Linked DNA regions of Homo sapiens: region 1 is linked to region 2. A link is a loop called in an ENCODE intact Hi-C map of the cell type or tissue named here. Cell type or tissue: dorsolateral prefrontal cortex. All regions are shown on one strand. Links, peaks and the distances in the headings refer to the core of each region. The heading gives the core; the rest is flanking DNA.

What was found. Peaks named below come from ENCODE experiments on the same cell type or tissue, not always from the same donor. Only the 100,000 strongest peaks of a DNase experiment are listed, where the experiment ranks them.
Region 1: a loop joins it to region 2, with 5 times the contacts of the local background. A loop is called at or near these places in 25 of 110 quality-filtered maps.

Annotation. Positions count from the first base shown.
Region 1 is chr7:117,669,835-117,678,181 of GRCh38, reverse strand. No RefSeq gene overlaps it. Among named protein-coding and RNA genes, the nearest start is that of CFTR-AS2, 27 kb to the right of the region's middle. RefSeq lists a cis regulatory region at 4,124-4,137 and an enhancer at 3,994-4,567. In dorsolateral prefrontal cortex, for the core only: CTCF peaks have their summits at 3,940, 4,147 (motif pointing right) and 8,161 (motif pointing left); DNase peaks (open chromatin) are centred at 4,661 and 8,191; H3K4me3 peaks cover 942 bases; H3K27ac peaks cover 1,786 bases.
Region 2 is chr7:117,455,290-117,463,636 of GRCh38, reverse strand. The region is part of intron 1 of LOC105375468 (a long non-coding RNA gene); the gene reads right to left. Among named protein-coding and RNA genes, the nearest start is that of CFTR, 21 kb to the left of the region's middle. RefSeq lists a cis regulatory region at 4,447-4,460. In dorsolateral prefrontal cortex, for the core only: CTCF peaks have their summits at 4,249 and 4,450 (motif pointing left); no DNase peak of the experiment used is centred there.

The DNA.
Region 1 (8,347 bases), core at 243-8,242, 210 kb before region 2:
GTCTCCCCGGTCAAACTCCTGCCAGGCACCCCTGGTTTCCTGAGCATCGCAGTTCTTTCAGCCAGCCTGAAAAACCCAATAAAAAAATCCGTGCTTCTCAACTGGCTGCGTATTAGAATCACCTGGGATGCCTTTCAAGCTATCAGTGACCTAACCCCATCTTCCAAGATTCTTCTTTAATTGATTTTGGATGGAGCCTTGCACCAGTGTTTTCTCAAAATCTCCAGATTTTCGTCATGGTCATCCAGGTGCTTATATCTTCCATAAGCAGACCCTAAGGGCTGACAGATGGAAACACTGTTGATATACAAATATATTCCAGCTGAAAGGATTCAGAATATGTCATTTCAGAACATGCCACTTCGGCATATTGATCATTTTGAGCTAAAAAAAACTGAGAATCAGCCAATACAGGAAAAGCTCTTTACCGACTTCTCCACTAACTACATAAAATAAAATTCCCCCTTTCGTAAAGGAAATTTATATCTATAAAGGAAATGATCATGAGTAAAATATCTGTACCATGAAGAGAACTACTCTTTGGAAACATCTTTATCACCTAAGACACTTTTATCTGCACAACAAGGCAACATTTATTGATCATACATTTCCTCTCCTCGCCTTCCCAAAATTTGCCTCCACAACCCCGCAAAAGCCCCAAACCCTTATCCCTTTCTGTAGCTCAGGATAATATATAGGTCTCAATCATCTGGCTGCTTCCTTGAGTCTTACATTTTTGTGGGACTCCCATGTATACACACATAATTAAAGTTGATTTTCTCCTATTAATCTGTCTTATCTCAATTTAATTTGTAAACTAGCAAAATAAACTAAATGGGTAAGAAGTATGCATTTTTTCCTCCCCGACACTGCCAATGGTAAGAATTTCCCATGCCCTTTCCTTTTAGAATAAATGTTCTAGGCCAACCTTCCCCAAAACACAGGATATAAATGGCACAAGAAAATACGGTTATGTAGACAAATCAATTGAGAAACATTACATATGATATTCCACTCTTACAGAGTCAAAATGCACCTTTGCATACTAGAAACCTTGAGAGGTCCTGCAGTAACCTATAGTAGCCCACTAAACAGATCAAGAAACTGCAGATTTAAGACAATCTCACCCCTTGTTATTATACCTTTACAGACTTTGGGGTGTGTAAGATAGAATCACTTTGACATTAGCAAGACTATTAAAAAATCAAACACAGAGGCATAAGCCTGAATCTTAGTAGCTCTAGAAAACATGAGCTTTATCCTGCTGTGAGCATTCTGTTTTTCTCAGTAGATTTCTGCAGTTTCAGATCCCACGGGAAAGTACAGCAGGGCTGGTTGACTCTCTATAGAGAGGAAAACCTAACTAGGAAGTAGTTATCTGACTCCCTGTATGGGGCACTGTAAAATGACTTCCCTCTGATTAAAAATGAGCTAAGTTTTCCAATAAGTATATAAACTTTCTAAAGGTTCCAAATCTGGGAGTGCTGTGTAATTTCTGGGAAGATCCTTACCCTCTCTAAGCCTCTTAGTTCTTAGAACCTCCTTCACAGAGATTGTGTGAAGAACAAAATGAGAATTATACATAAAAGTTTCAGTCAATAATTTAGAGTTGTTTCAAAGAGTCATCCTGGAGGTAAAAGATCAGAAAAACTGAAAAATTCAGGAATTAATACTAAGCTAAAAGACAATTTCTAGAACAGCAAGGTGAGGAGCTCTGTGGACCAACTACCCATCAAAATAACCATTACTGGTAACAATTATCAATCATTTAAAGTCTCTGAAAATGGCCCTAAGCACATACAGCAAAAGCAGCAGCGTTTATTCCAGAAAATATACTAATCTCAGTAAGAACAAAAGTTTATGGCACTTCAGTCACAAGCTGCTCCCTCTTCCCTCCCCCAACTTGGTGTGATAGAAGCTCTACTCCAGGCTGATGTGGCCAAGATGATGGCATTCCCTCTCCCTTGAGTTTACAGCCTGTAACTGTACTATCACCCTGGGAAGTGCAGGTCAATAGCATTTCTTATCCCCTCAAGCCCCAGCTCTGTGTTGTAGTGGCTAAATTCCAGATGAGTGAAACTAAGAGGTCAGGGGCTCCCTTCCTGCCTGCAATCCCCCTTTGTCTTGATCTATTTTGTACTGCTATAACAGAATGCCACAGCTGGGGTAATTTATAAAGAACACACATTTGTTGGCTTACAGTTCTGGAGGCTGGGAAGTCCAGTATCAAGGGGTCAGCATCTGGTGAGGGTTTTTGTGCTGTGTCATCCCATGGCAGAAGGCAAAAGGGCCAAAAGAGAGCAAGAAAGAGAGAGAAGGGGGCCAAACTTGTCCTTTTATAATGAACTCACTGCCGTAATGGCATTAATCCATTCATGAAAGCAGAGCCCTCATAGCCTAATCACCTCTAAAAGGTTCCCCCCTTTTCTCTCTTGCCATCTCTGGGCCCTTCCACCCTCTGCTATAGGTTGACCTAGCAGGAATGCCTGTCAGATGCCCCAGAGGAGGTGACATCAGCAAAAATCATTACCTTAAACAAACTCTTGGAGATATTTTACAACATTGAAGTCACGAAGGATACAATGTTGGAAGCTGGTCCTAAATTAGAAAGGAGTATGACAACTTGCCCAGGCATAGAAAAGATGCTTTCTTCATATTGCAAGTTACATAACCAAAAGAAACCAAGTATTGCTCAAACTACTCTTGATAAGTAGTTTAAAAGAAACATTTTAATTCTCAGTGTTTCTAATGTTTTAAATTACTTACTAAATGTTTCACTATTTTTGTGTCCCTATTGTTTATAACCAACAGTAAGAAAGTTTTAAATTTTTAATATTTTTAAAGGTCATGGAACAATTTTTCCCCCATTAATTATTTAAATTATCTTGCATGGTGATTTTCATAGTGCCATATTAATGTGCAACATGAGGACTACCTATATTTGGGAAAAAACTGACAATGACGTTTATACATGGAGTGAATATTTGAGGATATTAAAGATGACTGTTTTTCTAGTTCTGGTAAAGGTAATATGGATCAGTTTCAAAAGAAAAAGAATGATAGAGAAAGCCGTGTCTTTTAGAGACACATAGAGCTAAAGTTATATGCTGTTTGGATTTGCACAAAATAATATAGGAGGGAAGCATGAGGGAGCATAGATGAAATAAGATTGACTGTGAGCTGATAACTATTGAAGTTCAGTGACAGGGGTGTGAAGTTTATTATACTCTATGTCTATTTTTGTATCTATTTGAAATTTTAAACAATTAAAATTTTAATCGACCAGAAAATGTAAAAGAATGTAATGGTCGTCTCAGGCTCACTTGGAATGTTTAACTTCTGTGGCTCAATAGCCTGTCAACATTGCTTGGTTCAAATGCAAATGCTTGGTGTGAGCTCCAAGCAGGAAGGAAGCTGTGTTTGTGTAAGGACACACTGGCTCCTGGTTTGGCTCCCCGAGGACACTGGAGTATCTGACCCAATTAGGAGATAAGAGAAAATAAAAATCAAATCATAATTTTTTCCTTACAAGAGGATTGCCTATGATGACAAATTTGCTCACACAACTTCTCTTTTAGAATATGAATAAGCCCATGGCACCTGCTGCCAATGAAAAGGCAAAGGAGAAGGGAGATAATTATATTTAAAATAGTCTTATTTTCAATTAGCTTATAGAACATTGACAAAAATTATGGCCAATCAATTGTGGCCAAATGTATTGATCCTTTCTTTTAATAAAACAGAGAAAGTTTATTTCTTTATATTATAATTTTTAGTAAATTATGACTTAAATTTCATAAGGATTAATTGCAAGGTAGATTTTTAAATTGCTTCTATAAGTATTTGTGTCAATATTTGTCAATTCAGTTTTGGTTTCATTTATCAGCACATCTGCCATTGCTGATAAAGATTGCTCCTTCTATTATTCCATCAGTGACAAAGGTGAATGGGAAAGAAGAGAGTTAAAGAGCAATTTGTGCCCCAAAACTATTCAGGCTTAATTTCTACTTTTCAAAATGGCTTAAAGATAAAATGTCTTTGAGATTCACTTACATTAGTATGTGAGGCTCTGTACTCATTTCTGTTGTTGGCACTGGCTGTCTTAACAATAAAACCAAATCTCCACAAGGTGGCAGTTTTTGAAGATACAATTGTACTTTGTGTACAGATTCTGTACTTCAATGAATAGAAGATGTATTGGAACTGAATCATAACTTTTGATCCAAGTAGCATTTTAGAATTAAGGCCAGCATTAGCATATTCACTTATAAAGTTGTTGACCACCTTTCATAATGTTCTTAACCATTTTACAACTAGAGAAACTGAAGCAGATTATTTCCCTGACGCCTTCACGGGACTTGAGACAGGGGTGCCTCATTTACCCATCCCGCCCCGTCTACCCCTTGTGGGAGGGAGCGTGCGAATGAATAAGTGCAGGAACCAGAACGAGCGAGTGCAGGAACCAGCCAACCGCTTTCAGGTGCCGGCAGTAGCAAACTCTGTGCGGGCCCAGCGGCGCAACCAGGTAGGAGTGCCTGAGAGCCTGAGGCCCAGAGGGTGTGTTGCAGTGCTCTTTCAGCTCTGCCGTCTGCGGAAGGCTTAAGTGTTAACAGCTCAGTGAGCTCTTTGCCTTTTCATGTGAGGCAGCTGCCCTCCACCAGCAAGGGCAAACAGCCAGTGTGACAGCCTTTTGTATCCATACTCGTGGCCTCCAAGCTCTTGTCTGGCGTCCAGAAAAAATGAGGTCACATGAACGAATTGAAGGATGGTAAATGAGGGATTTTATTGCTGATGAAAGTGGCTTTCAGTGGGAAATAGAGCTGAACAGGGGACAGGGCAGATAGGTAATCTTCCCCTGAAGTCTTGCCTTCTCCTCTCAGATTCTTCTCCAAAGTATGCTGTCAAGCTGTCGCTCTGAAGTCAAGCCACTTCTCTCCAATGTCCAGTTATAGTCCCATCTACCAACTGAGTCTGGGGTTTTTATAGGCAAAGGATGGGGGTGGAGCAGGCCACGGGTAGTTTAGAAAAAGGCAACATTCGAGTGGGAAAACAGGGATAGAAGTTCTCACTTTCGGTGGCAGTTTCAGGTTTTTCGGATTGAGGGTGGGGTTTCACCAGGGTCCCGCCCTTTTCTGCCTAGAATTTCTCTGCCCCCTGTCCCTATCAATACTGAGTGATTAAAGAGCAATTGAATATTCCCATTGTATGGAATTAAGGATAAACCCAAAATTTTGCCAAGACCTCTCCTTTCTCTGAGAAAGTACACAGGTATTGAGTCCCGGCTCCCTGTCAACTGACAATGACTTGGGTCTCTTAGCTCTACACACTGGGAACAGCTTCTAATTCCTAACCTAACAATTTGGAGTTCTCATGCTCCAATGTATTTGTCTTGCATTTGTAGGTTTTTTCACTGTATTTTTAAATAGGGAATTGTGATTGTCCACACCTGTTTTAACAGGTCAAACAGGTTTTTATATTGAGCTCTTTAAACCTCATTTTAAATTGTCTTCCACATAGTATTTGAGGTTCTTTCTTTAGTGAAGTACTAAAATATTTACCTTGGGGGTTTTATTAGCCTTTCACTCGAATAGGTAACAATTTCCCAACCATGGAAGGTCCCTGGTTACTGGAAGGAAGCATATTCATTTCAGGTTTTGGCTTTTTTTCCTCATAATGAAGATAAACAAAGTGAAACAACTAGGAAATAAATTAAGAAAGTGTGTGTCAGATAGGAGTGGGCATAGACAGGGACAAGTAAAGCCCCAAAATCAAGACTTCAATACAGAAAACAAATAAAAATAGAAAGTCTGTGGCTATAATAGTTTATTTTATTTTTTTAAATGGGAAAGAGGAAAGAAAATCTCATATGAGGAAAAATCAAGTGTAGGGATATATATAAGCTAATATATAAATGAAATGAATACCTGAAATGGTAAAAGGGACAGAAGCTAGAAATTTGTAATTTAAGGTACTTGCACTGATATGAAATGGAATATTGTTATTTAAAGGCACATAGGTCACTTGTAAATGTTTATTGCAAACTGTAGGGCAACCACTAAAAAAGTTTAAAAAAAGAAGAATTGCTATGTTAAGAAGGTGAGAAAATAGAATCCTGTAAAATGCTCAATAAAATTTAAAAAGGCAAAAAAATGGGGAAAGTAAAAATAGGAATAAAGAACAAAGGAAACAAACAGAAAACAGGAATAAATATGGTAGATATTAATCCAATTATATCAATAATCATTTTAAATGTCAAGAGCTAAAAAACAAAGATTGTGAGAGTGAATCAAAAAGCAAGACTTACATGATGTCTATAAGAAACCTAGTTAAATTTAAAGCCCCAGGTAGATTAATAAAGGGATGGATAAAGTTATACCATGCTAACAAAAGAAATCCAGTAAAGGAACTCAACAACAAGACACAACCTGATCAAAACACGGGCCAAAGACCTTAACAGATGCCTTGCCAAAAAAGATACACAGCTGGCAAATAAGCATATGAAAACATACTCCACATCATGTCATCAGGGAAATGCAAATTGAAATAACAATGAGATACCACCACAAAACTATTAGAATGGCCAAATTCTAAAACGCCGAGGACACCAAATGCTGGCAATGATAAGGAGCAACCACAACTCCCATTCGTTACTGGTGGGACTGCAAAATGGTACAGCCACTTTGAAGACAGTTTGGCAGTTTCTTACAAAACGAAACATCTTTTACTATATGATCCAACAATTGAACTCCTTGGTACTTACCCAAAGAAATTAAAACTTATATTTACACAAAAACCCACACACAGATGTTTCAGCAGCTTTATTGAAAATTGCCAAAACGTTGAAGCAACCAAGATGTCCTTTAGTAGGTCAATGAATAAACTGTGGTACATCTGACAATAGAATATAATTCAGCACTAAAAAGAAATGAGCTATCAAGCCATGAAAAGATACGGAGGAAACTTAAATGCATATTACTAAGTGAAAGAAGCCAATCTGAAAAGGCCACATACTGCGTAATTCTAAGTAGATGACATTCTGGTAAAGGCAAAACTATGGAGACAATAAAAAGGTCAGTGGTTGCCAAAAGTTAGGGGAGAAAGGGGAATGAATATGCAGAGCACAAAGTATTTTTTGGGCAGTGAAACTACCCTGTAAGATACTGTAATGGTAGTTAACTTGTCATTACACATTTGTCCAAACCCATGAAATGTAAAATACCAATAATGAACCCTAATATAAACTATTGTGTTTGGGCAATAATAATGTGTCAATGTAGGTTCATTGGTTGTGTTAAGGAAAAAGTGACTGAGGCAGGTGTCTTAATCGATAGAGGTTTGTTTAGCCAAAGTTTGCAGATGCACCCAGGAAGAACACAAGCCAGAGGAGCATCTGTGACCTGTGCTTTTCCAAAGAGGGTTTGGGAACTTTAATATTTAAAGAGTAAAGTGCAAACACGGAGAAGGAAAAGAGGATAGAGGGTAGGCAGTGAGGCAAATGGTTCTATTCAGGGGAGGCTTTGGTTAGTGTTCAGTAAATCCAAATTTTATAGGTAAAAAGAGGGAGTAAAGGAAAAGTCAATTATGTGTTCATTGCAGGGTAGACAGCACGATGATTTCTGGTCTTGCCCGCGTCCTGTGCCTATGAAGACAAGCTGGTAATTGACATCATCAGGGTGAAATTCAACATAACTCAGTTTTAGGGCTATTTTATAGGAGGGATATGTATCCTAAAAGATAGGGTCTCACAAGGATTTTCCTTGGGCACAATTGTGAGGGAGGTCATTTGGGGAGATATGTGGCCTTCTATCATTGTGGGAACCTGGTTTATGGATGAGGCTATCACACAAGATTGTGAAGTTACGGCTGTTAGGGAACAAAAGGAAGGCAATATTGAGTAATTCAGCTCTGAAGCTTAACTTGCCCTTTGGCATAGTGAGCTTGGGGTCTTGAAATTCTATTTGCTTTCACAGTTGTAACAAATGTACTACTTTAGTGTGGGATGTTGAATGGGGGAGGCTATCATGTATGGAGAAGTTATATGTGAACTCTCCATACTTTTTGTTCAATTTTGATGGGAACCTAAAACTGCCCTAAAAAAAATAAAGTTTAGTAATTTTAAAAAAAGAACTAGACTAGAACACGCTCTGAGACTGCCCTCTTGGGGTTACGTGTGAAAACAAACCTCTCCAAGAAAGAGAACACAGGGCCGGAGGGCCTGGCATTCAGTAGGGATCTGCAGTCCGTCCACCACATGCTAGCAACTGCACATTTCATGAAGAAGCTCAACAAGGAAGAAAAAAAGGAACTAAAGAAGCCTCATCAATTAAAAAGAGGGATTTGGACAAAG
Region 2 (8,347 bases), core at 132-8,131:
ATTTGATCCCATTTGTCAATTTTGACTTTTGTTGCCATTGCTTTTGGTGTTTTAGTCATGAAGTCTTTGCCCATGCCTATGTCTTGAATGGTATTGCCTAGGTTATCTTCTAGGGCTTTTATGGTTTTAGGTCTTACATTTAAGTATTTAATCCATCTTGACTTAATTTTTTTATAAGGTGTAAGGAAGGGGTCCAGTTTCAGTTTTCTGCATATGGCTAGCCAGTTTTCCCAACACCATTTATTAAAGAGGGAATCCTTTCCCCATTGCTTTTGTCAGGTTTGTCAAAGATCAGATGGTTGTGGATATGTGGTGTTATTTCTGAGGCCTCTGTCCTGTTCCATGGGTCTATATATCCATTTTGGTACCAGTACCATGCTGTTTTGGTTACTGTAGCCTTGTAGTATAGTTTGAAGTCAGATAGCATGATGCCTCCAGCTTTGTTCTTTTTGCTAAGGATTGTCTTGGCTAGATGGGCTCTCTTTTGGTTCCATATGAAATTTAAACTAGTTTTTCCTAATTCTGTAAAGAAAGTCAATGGTAGCTTGATGGGAATATCATTGAATCTACAAATTACTTTGGGCAGTATGGCCATTTTCAAGATATTGATTCTTCCTATCCATGAGCATAATATTTTTCCATTTGTTTGTGTCCTCTCTTATTTCCTTGAGCAGTGGTTTGTAGTTCTCCTTGAAGAGGTCCTTCACATCCCTTGTTAAGTTGTATCCCTAGGTATTTTATTCTCTTTGGAGCAATCGTGAATGGGAATTCACTCATGATTTGGCTGTTTGTCTATTATTGGTGTATAGGAATGCTTGTGATTTTTGCACATTGATTTTGTATTCTGAGACTTTGCTGAAGTTGCTTATCAGCTTAAGGAGTTTTGTGGCTGAGACAATGGGGTTTTCTAAATATACAATCATGTCATCTGCAAACAGAGACAATCTGACTTCCTCTCTTCCTATTTGGATACTCATTATTATGCAGAGAACAAACATGGAAAAAAACCTCATCATCATTGGTCATTAGAGAAATGCAAATCAAAACCACAATGAGATACCATCTCATGCCAGTTAGAATGGCGATTCTACTCTGTTGTCAGGAAACAACAAATGCTAGAGAGTATGTGGAGAAATAGGAACACTTTTACACTGTTGGTGGGAGTGTAAATTAGTTCAACCACTATGAAAGACAGTGTGGCAATTCCTCAAGGATCTAGAACTAGAAATACCATTTGACCCAGCAATCCCATTACTGGATATATATCCAAAGGATTATAAATCATTCTACTATAAAAACACATGCAGACGTACATTTATTGCAGCACTATTCACGATAACAAAGACTTGGAACCAACCCAAGTGCCCATCAATGATAGACTGGATAAAGAAAATGTGACACATATACACCATGGAATACTATGCAGCCATAAAAAAAAGAATGAGCTCATGTCCTTTGCAGGGAATGGATAAAGCTGGAAACCATCATTCTCGGCAAACTAACACAGGAACAGAAAACCAAACACTGCATGTTCTCACTCATAGTGGGAGTTGAACAATGAGAACTTATGGGCACAGGGAGGGGAACATCACACACCAGGGCCTGTCGGGGGGTGGGGAGCAAGGAGAGGGATAGCATTAGTAGAAATACCTAATACCTAATGTAGATGACGGGTTGATGGTTGCAGCAAACCACCACAGCACATGTATACCTGTGTAACAAACTTGCAGCTTCTGCACATGTATCCCAGAACTCTTCCCCAATATCTAGTTCTCTGACCTTCAAAGTGTAAAACAACTGAAAGTTAAATTTAGATATTAAATTAGACTTTAATAACTTTCAACCTTATTTCTGAATAATATGATTACATAAAAATAGAAATTCATTGTATAATATTTATATATAGCATCGTTTTGGTGTGTAATTAAACTGAACTCATTTCAGTGAACATTTATCAGAGATCTACATGTGAGGGCCCCTCATAGAGAGTCCAGAGGGTCCGTTGGCCAAGGCCTCAGATTAACAGTCCTAGAGGTAAACTGACAAGACAGAAAGAAGAAAACACGCAAAACACACAACACTATACTTGCGTACAGTTATCAGACTATGCCAACTTAAAAATAGCATGAGTTAAATATTTTAGAAATCCTATAATTATCTTAAGCAGCACACAATTACATTGGGGATTATTGTGGGCATGTATGTGTTTTCATCACATCCATTTTTTGACGTAACATTTAAAATATGCCACAATTTTGTAACCCTGGCATTTTTCAGTTTTTAATATACTGAGGGCCTGAAAAAATACAAAGAGCCCTGGTGTCTCTGAATGACTCTGCCAGTTGCAGGACATCATGCTAATCTCTGGGGACACCAAGACACAGTCCCTACTATCAAGGAGCTTATAGTTGGCATATAAAGAGAAACAAATATACAAATACGAATAATAGATAATAGAATATGATGAGGGCCACTCTAGAGATGCAAATAGCCATGAGACTTAAGGGCACCAAAGATCATCCAGTTAAGAATAAGATATGTCTTCAGGAGAAAATGTCATTGACAATGGATCTTGAAAGACAAGGGGCCACTGCACATATACACCATGGAATACTATGCAGCCATAAAAAAGGATGAGTTCATGTCCTTTGTAGGGACATGGATGAAGCTGGAAACCATCATTCTGAGCAAACTGTCGCAAGGACAGAAAACCAAACACCGCATGTTCTCATTCATAGGTGGGAATTGAACAATGAGAACACTTGGACACAGGATGGGGAACATCACACACCATGGCCTGTCGTGGGGTTGGGGGAGTGGGGAGGGATAGCATTAGGAGATATACCTAATGTAAATGACGAGTTAATGGGCACACCAACATGGCACATGTATACATATGTAACAAACCTGCACGTTGTGCACATGTACCCTACAACTTAAAGTATAATAATAATAATAATAAATAAATTAAATTAAACTAAATAAAAAGAAAGACAAAGGGCCTCTGACAGGCAGAGATGACTGAGAAAGATATGAGTAGAAAGGGACATACTTTTGAAATCGCACTGTTTGCATGGTTTGTGAAAAGCAGAGGAAGGAGTAAATGTGGAAAATCAGATTGAGACCTTGTTCAGAGTCTGAAATGGCAGAAAAGAAGTCCCACACCTACTATCATTGGCAAAAGGGAGTTAGTATGGGGTTTTGAGTAAGGAAATAACATCAACGTGTTGCATTTTAGAAAGAAAAAAGTAGAATAAATACACATGGTGGCCTAGTGGAAAAGGAAGACATCGTATGGGCAATCAGTAAAGAGGCTGTCACAGCAACCCTAGGCCTGAAGCTTCATCACTCTGCCTAATTGGAAGAATTTCCTTTTTGCTTAGTCCCGGGGATCCTTTCTTTGTTTTCTTCCCTACACCTATGTTCTAAGCTATAATAACTATAAGCTTGTATTCATTAGGTGACCTGAGGAAGTTCATTTTTGTCCAGTATTTGGAAATATTCCTTAGTATGACCAAGGGGAGTCCTAATACATAACCTTGCTTGACAGTTAAAAAAAGATTCTTAAAGATGAGGTAATCAATAAGCAAAGGAAAGAAGTAATTTCTAGTACTTGGAATAAGCAATATGGGGATTTATCTTCCCAGGAATTACTCAATCTCTCTCCACTACTGTACTTCCAGAACAATGCCATTATTCAAGCTGAACAGGCAAAAATCCAGGTTGCCACCTGACTTTTGATTTAACAAAGGTTACATGCAAGCTGTTCTGAACTGTTGAATTACATAGTTTATCACATCATCTAATGTTTTGAAAAAGATGTTTTATTATTAATTAAATTTAAAGTTTCAAGAGAAAATATCCTAATATACTTACTAAAACTATATTTAAACATTCCTGTAAGGTATATTATTGAAAAAAAAAAAAAAAAAAAAAAACTCCATCACATCCCATTTGAGTTTCCTTCAGTTATGTTTATAAGATACATTACTTGATTAATAAAACTGAAAACCATGCTTAACAACTCTGCATGTTGAAGGAAATGACCAAATGGCTATATTAAGATGTCTATGGAAAACATTCACATAAACTTACCCATAATTGAATTAGAAAACCATAAAAGGAAAAAGTCTAATTAATTGAATTACCCAAAATAAAAGGGGACATTTTTATCACTTCAAAATATAAAGAATATTCAGACTTTTCAAGTCTGAATTTATAATTGGTTTATAAACAATTAAAAATTCAAAGTACAAATTTCATTGGAGATTCATTAAACCAAATATATGTAAGAAATTAAAATTTATACTTAGATCAATTATTTTCAAAATAGCATAACTAAAGAGAAAACAAAATAGCTCACTTTGTAAATGTATCAGAGAAGTGTTTTAAATAGTTGAATAGAGGACGAGATACTTTTATAGTATTTTCTTCTCTCTTCCTTACCTGCCCTCTGCTGGTGAAAAGAGAAAAGTGAAAAGTAAAGAAGCTTCAAACAACATCCCGGAAAAGCACACTTTTATACAAAAAAAATTTAGTGTTATAACATTTTTCATTATACCAGATTAATTTGCCATCATATTATCCCACCACTCTTCTTGGAAGCAATATTCATACATTAAATGTTGCCTGTGAGTTAGGATTGGCGTAAAAAAAATTAGGAGGCTTTGGAAATATTTCACTATTTTAACAAAGTTTAGGTAAATGACCATGCTAAAATAAGAGTACAAACATCTAACAGACATCTAAAAATATTATGAAAGATATTTTATGTCATTTCTTTCTTTTTTTCTTTTTTGAAACTGAGTCTCACTCTTTGTTGCCCAGGCTGAAGTGCAGTGGCGCGATCTCGGCTCAGTGCGACCTCCGCCTCCTGCGTTCAAGCGATTCTCCTGTCTCAGCCTCCCGAGGAGCTGGGATTACGGGTGCCCACCACGATGGCTGGCTAATTTTTGTATTCTTAGTAGAGATGGGGTTTCACCACGTTGGCCAGGCTGGTCTCAAACTCCTGACCTCAGGTGGTCCACCCACCTTGGCCTCCCAAAGTGCTGGGATTACAGGCGTGAGGCACTGCGCCCAGCCATTTTATGTCATTTCTATCTTTACATTCTTATTGACCAAATAAGCATGGACTAGATGTGAGTTCCATTAGCACTAGTCATAATTGACTGAATGACCATGTCCAAAAGGGTCTAATGGATCACTGTGAGCCAAGATAGAAGTTAATAAGGATGGTCTACAGGGCTTCATCTTTAGTCCTCCCTGACCAACATTTTCACCAATGTTGAATATAAAATTAAGTAAATCCCAATCCATAAAGATTTCAACAGACTGGAAATTGAACAAATTGTACCAAAATAAAACAGGAATTACTACATAGGTTCAAAATTTGCACAAGCATGAGGTTTGTAGTGGTACCATTTGTGAAAGAGACTCTGATATTTCAGTTAGCAGCAAACTCAAGAGTAAAGTGGGATGCAAATATCAAAAAATTGATAATAATTTATATCTTAGGTGCTTGATATGTGCCAAACCTACGTTGAGCAGTTCATATATGTTCTAAAACCCCAGTCTAAAACAAATTTGGATCAGTGATTGACTCATTTACTGCCCAGCTGTCATGCTAAAAAAGGAATGAGCTAGAATTCTTTTACTGGGGGAGAAGGATTAGGAAATGACTGTCTGTGTATTTTTCAGATTGTCCCAATACAAAACTTAATTTGTTACGTGCAGCATAAGTTTCAGTATTTTTATATTGTGCTTATTATAAAAGTACAGACTCACCGATTACACAATATGGCAGCCCTACATTTTAGGTAACTGGAACTTTTAGACCCACCTAGGGCCAATTTTTCCTTCTAAAGTTAATTTTTTTGAAATTTAATATACATACAGAAAAGTATACAATTCATATATATATATGAGCTATATATGTATATATGAGTCATATATACATATATATAGAGACAGATACATAGATATACATCTCAACAAACTTTTACAAAGTGAATACATCCAAGTAGCTACCACTAGATCAAGAAATAGAGTATAAAATCAGCAAAACAGAAGCCTCCCTCCCATCATCTTTCAATAATTATCTCCTCCCAGAAGAAACTATTCTGACTTCTACCACTATCAATTTGTTTTGCATGTTTTTGAATTTCAGGTAAGTGAAATTGCAGTATGTACTATCTAGTGTCTGGCTTCTGTCACTAAATTTGTGTTTGTGGGATTCATTCATGTTATTGTATATAAAGGTAGTTATTTCCTTACTACATAGTGTTCCATTGTATGTGTACTCTTGATAAATATATCATCCTACTGTCAATGAATATTTGGATTGTTTTGTTTTTGCATCTTAAGGAATATGCAAGGAGGAAAAAATCTGTGTCATAGGATTTGCATATGTTCAATTTTAGTAAATATTTCCATCATTTTCCAAAATGTTAGTACCAATTCATAATTTACAATCTACCAAGAGCATATGGGAGTTCTAGTTGTTCCACCTCTAAGACAATACTATGTATTATCAGGGATTTTGTTTTAATGTCAGTCATTGTGGTAAGTAGAAGTATTTTGTAGTTTAAAATTATATTTTCTGATAATTAATAATTTTGAGTACATTTTCATATGTTTATTGGCCAACTGAATGTATTCATTTGTGAAGTACCAGTTCAATTTATCTGCTCATTTTTCTGTTATCTCGTATGTTACCTCTTATTGATTTTTAGGAGTTCTTCATATATTCTGGATATAAGTTCTTCATCAGACATAGTATATTGCAAATATCTTCTTTCTCTCTGTAAGTTGACTTTTCACTTATATTAATAGTATCATTTGATGAAAAGTTCTTAATTTTAATGAAGTCTGATTTATTCATATTTTCCTTTATAGTCAAGTGCTTTTGTAGCCTGTTAGAAATCTATAAGCATCTTAAGAGCAAAATCTGAACTTTATTCTCTAGTATCTTGGCCTCTCTAGTCGTGGCTACTAATCTTGAGCCATGATTAAGATTAAGAGGAAGAAAGCAGGAAATATTTGACAAGGTCTTCGAATATTTGAAATGCTCATGGGGTGAAAACATTAGACTTGCTCTGCATAGTCTCATGAAAGGAATAAGACCCTAGGCTGGAAAGTAAAAGGATGAAGATATACTCTCAACATAAAACAGTATGTCTGGCTGTCCGCAGTGGCTTACGCCTGTAATCCCAGTACTTTGGGAGGCTGAGGCAGGCAGACCACGAGGTCAGGAGATGGAGACCATCCTAGCCAACATGGTGAAACCCTGTCTCTACTAAAAAAAAAAAAAAAAAAAAAAAATTAGCTGGGCATGGTGGTGCATGCCTGTAATCCCAGCTATTAGGGAGGCTGAGGCAGGAGAATCACTTGAACCAGGGAGTCGGAGGTTGCAGTGAACCAAGATGGTGCCACTGCACTCCAGCCTGGCAACAGAGTGAGACTCTGTCTCAAGAAAACAAACAAACAAGCAAACAAAAGCAGAATGTCTGAATAGTCCAATGATGAAATGAAATTGTGTTCTTCCTAATATTGGAAGTGTTAAAGTACAGATGAATGAACAGTTTGTTGGAGATTGAAAGTTTAACAGATAACCTTTAAGCTAATTCATCTGGCTTTAAAGATGTGACTACAGCATGTGATGTGGGACAGTATAGTTGCCTTACATGCTATCAGCTTAAGGATTGCTTGAGGCCAGGAATTCAAGACCAGCCTGGGCAAGATGGGAAGACCCTGGCTTTACAAACAAACAAACAAATTAATGAATTAATTAAAAACGAGTTACGGTTGAAGTCTCATAATATCCTTATTTTTTCTTAATAGAGTACGTGAACCTATATAAACCCTTATTTACAACTATATTTTCAATCTCCATGACTTCTACTTCTTAAATAATACAGTAATTCTCTTTACTTAAAATTTTTCTTTTGAAAATTTTTAAGGGAAGATCTCTATTTCTAATATTCCAGGATTTATCAAAAAAGATTATATTTATCCTAAACATATCTTTCAAGATTTAACTCCAACCATTTTGCCTTTCTACCTTCATCTATTCAGAAGAAAAATTATGTATCTGTTAGTTCCTGCAACAGCAAAATCCTTCAATTCTGTTTACTCTAAAATTTCATTCCCTATATGTTTTCCTATAGCTGTATATATTTCTTTTTAAAATTTTTTTGTGGGTACATAGTAAGTGTATATACTTATAGAGTACATTAGATATTTTGGTACAGGCATGGAATGTATAATAATCATATTATGGAAAATAGGGTATCAATCCTCTCAAGCATTTATCCTTTGTGTTACAAACAATCCAATTATGCCCTTAGTT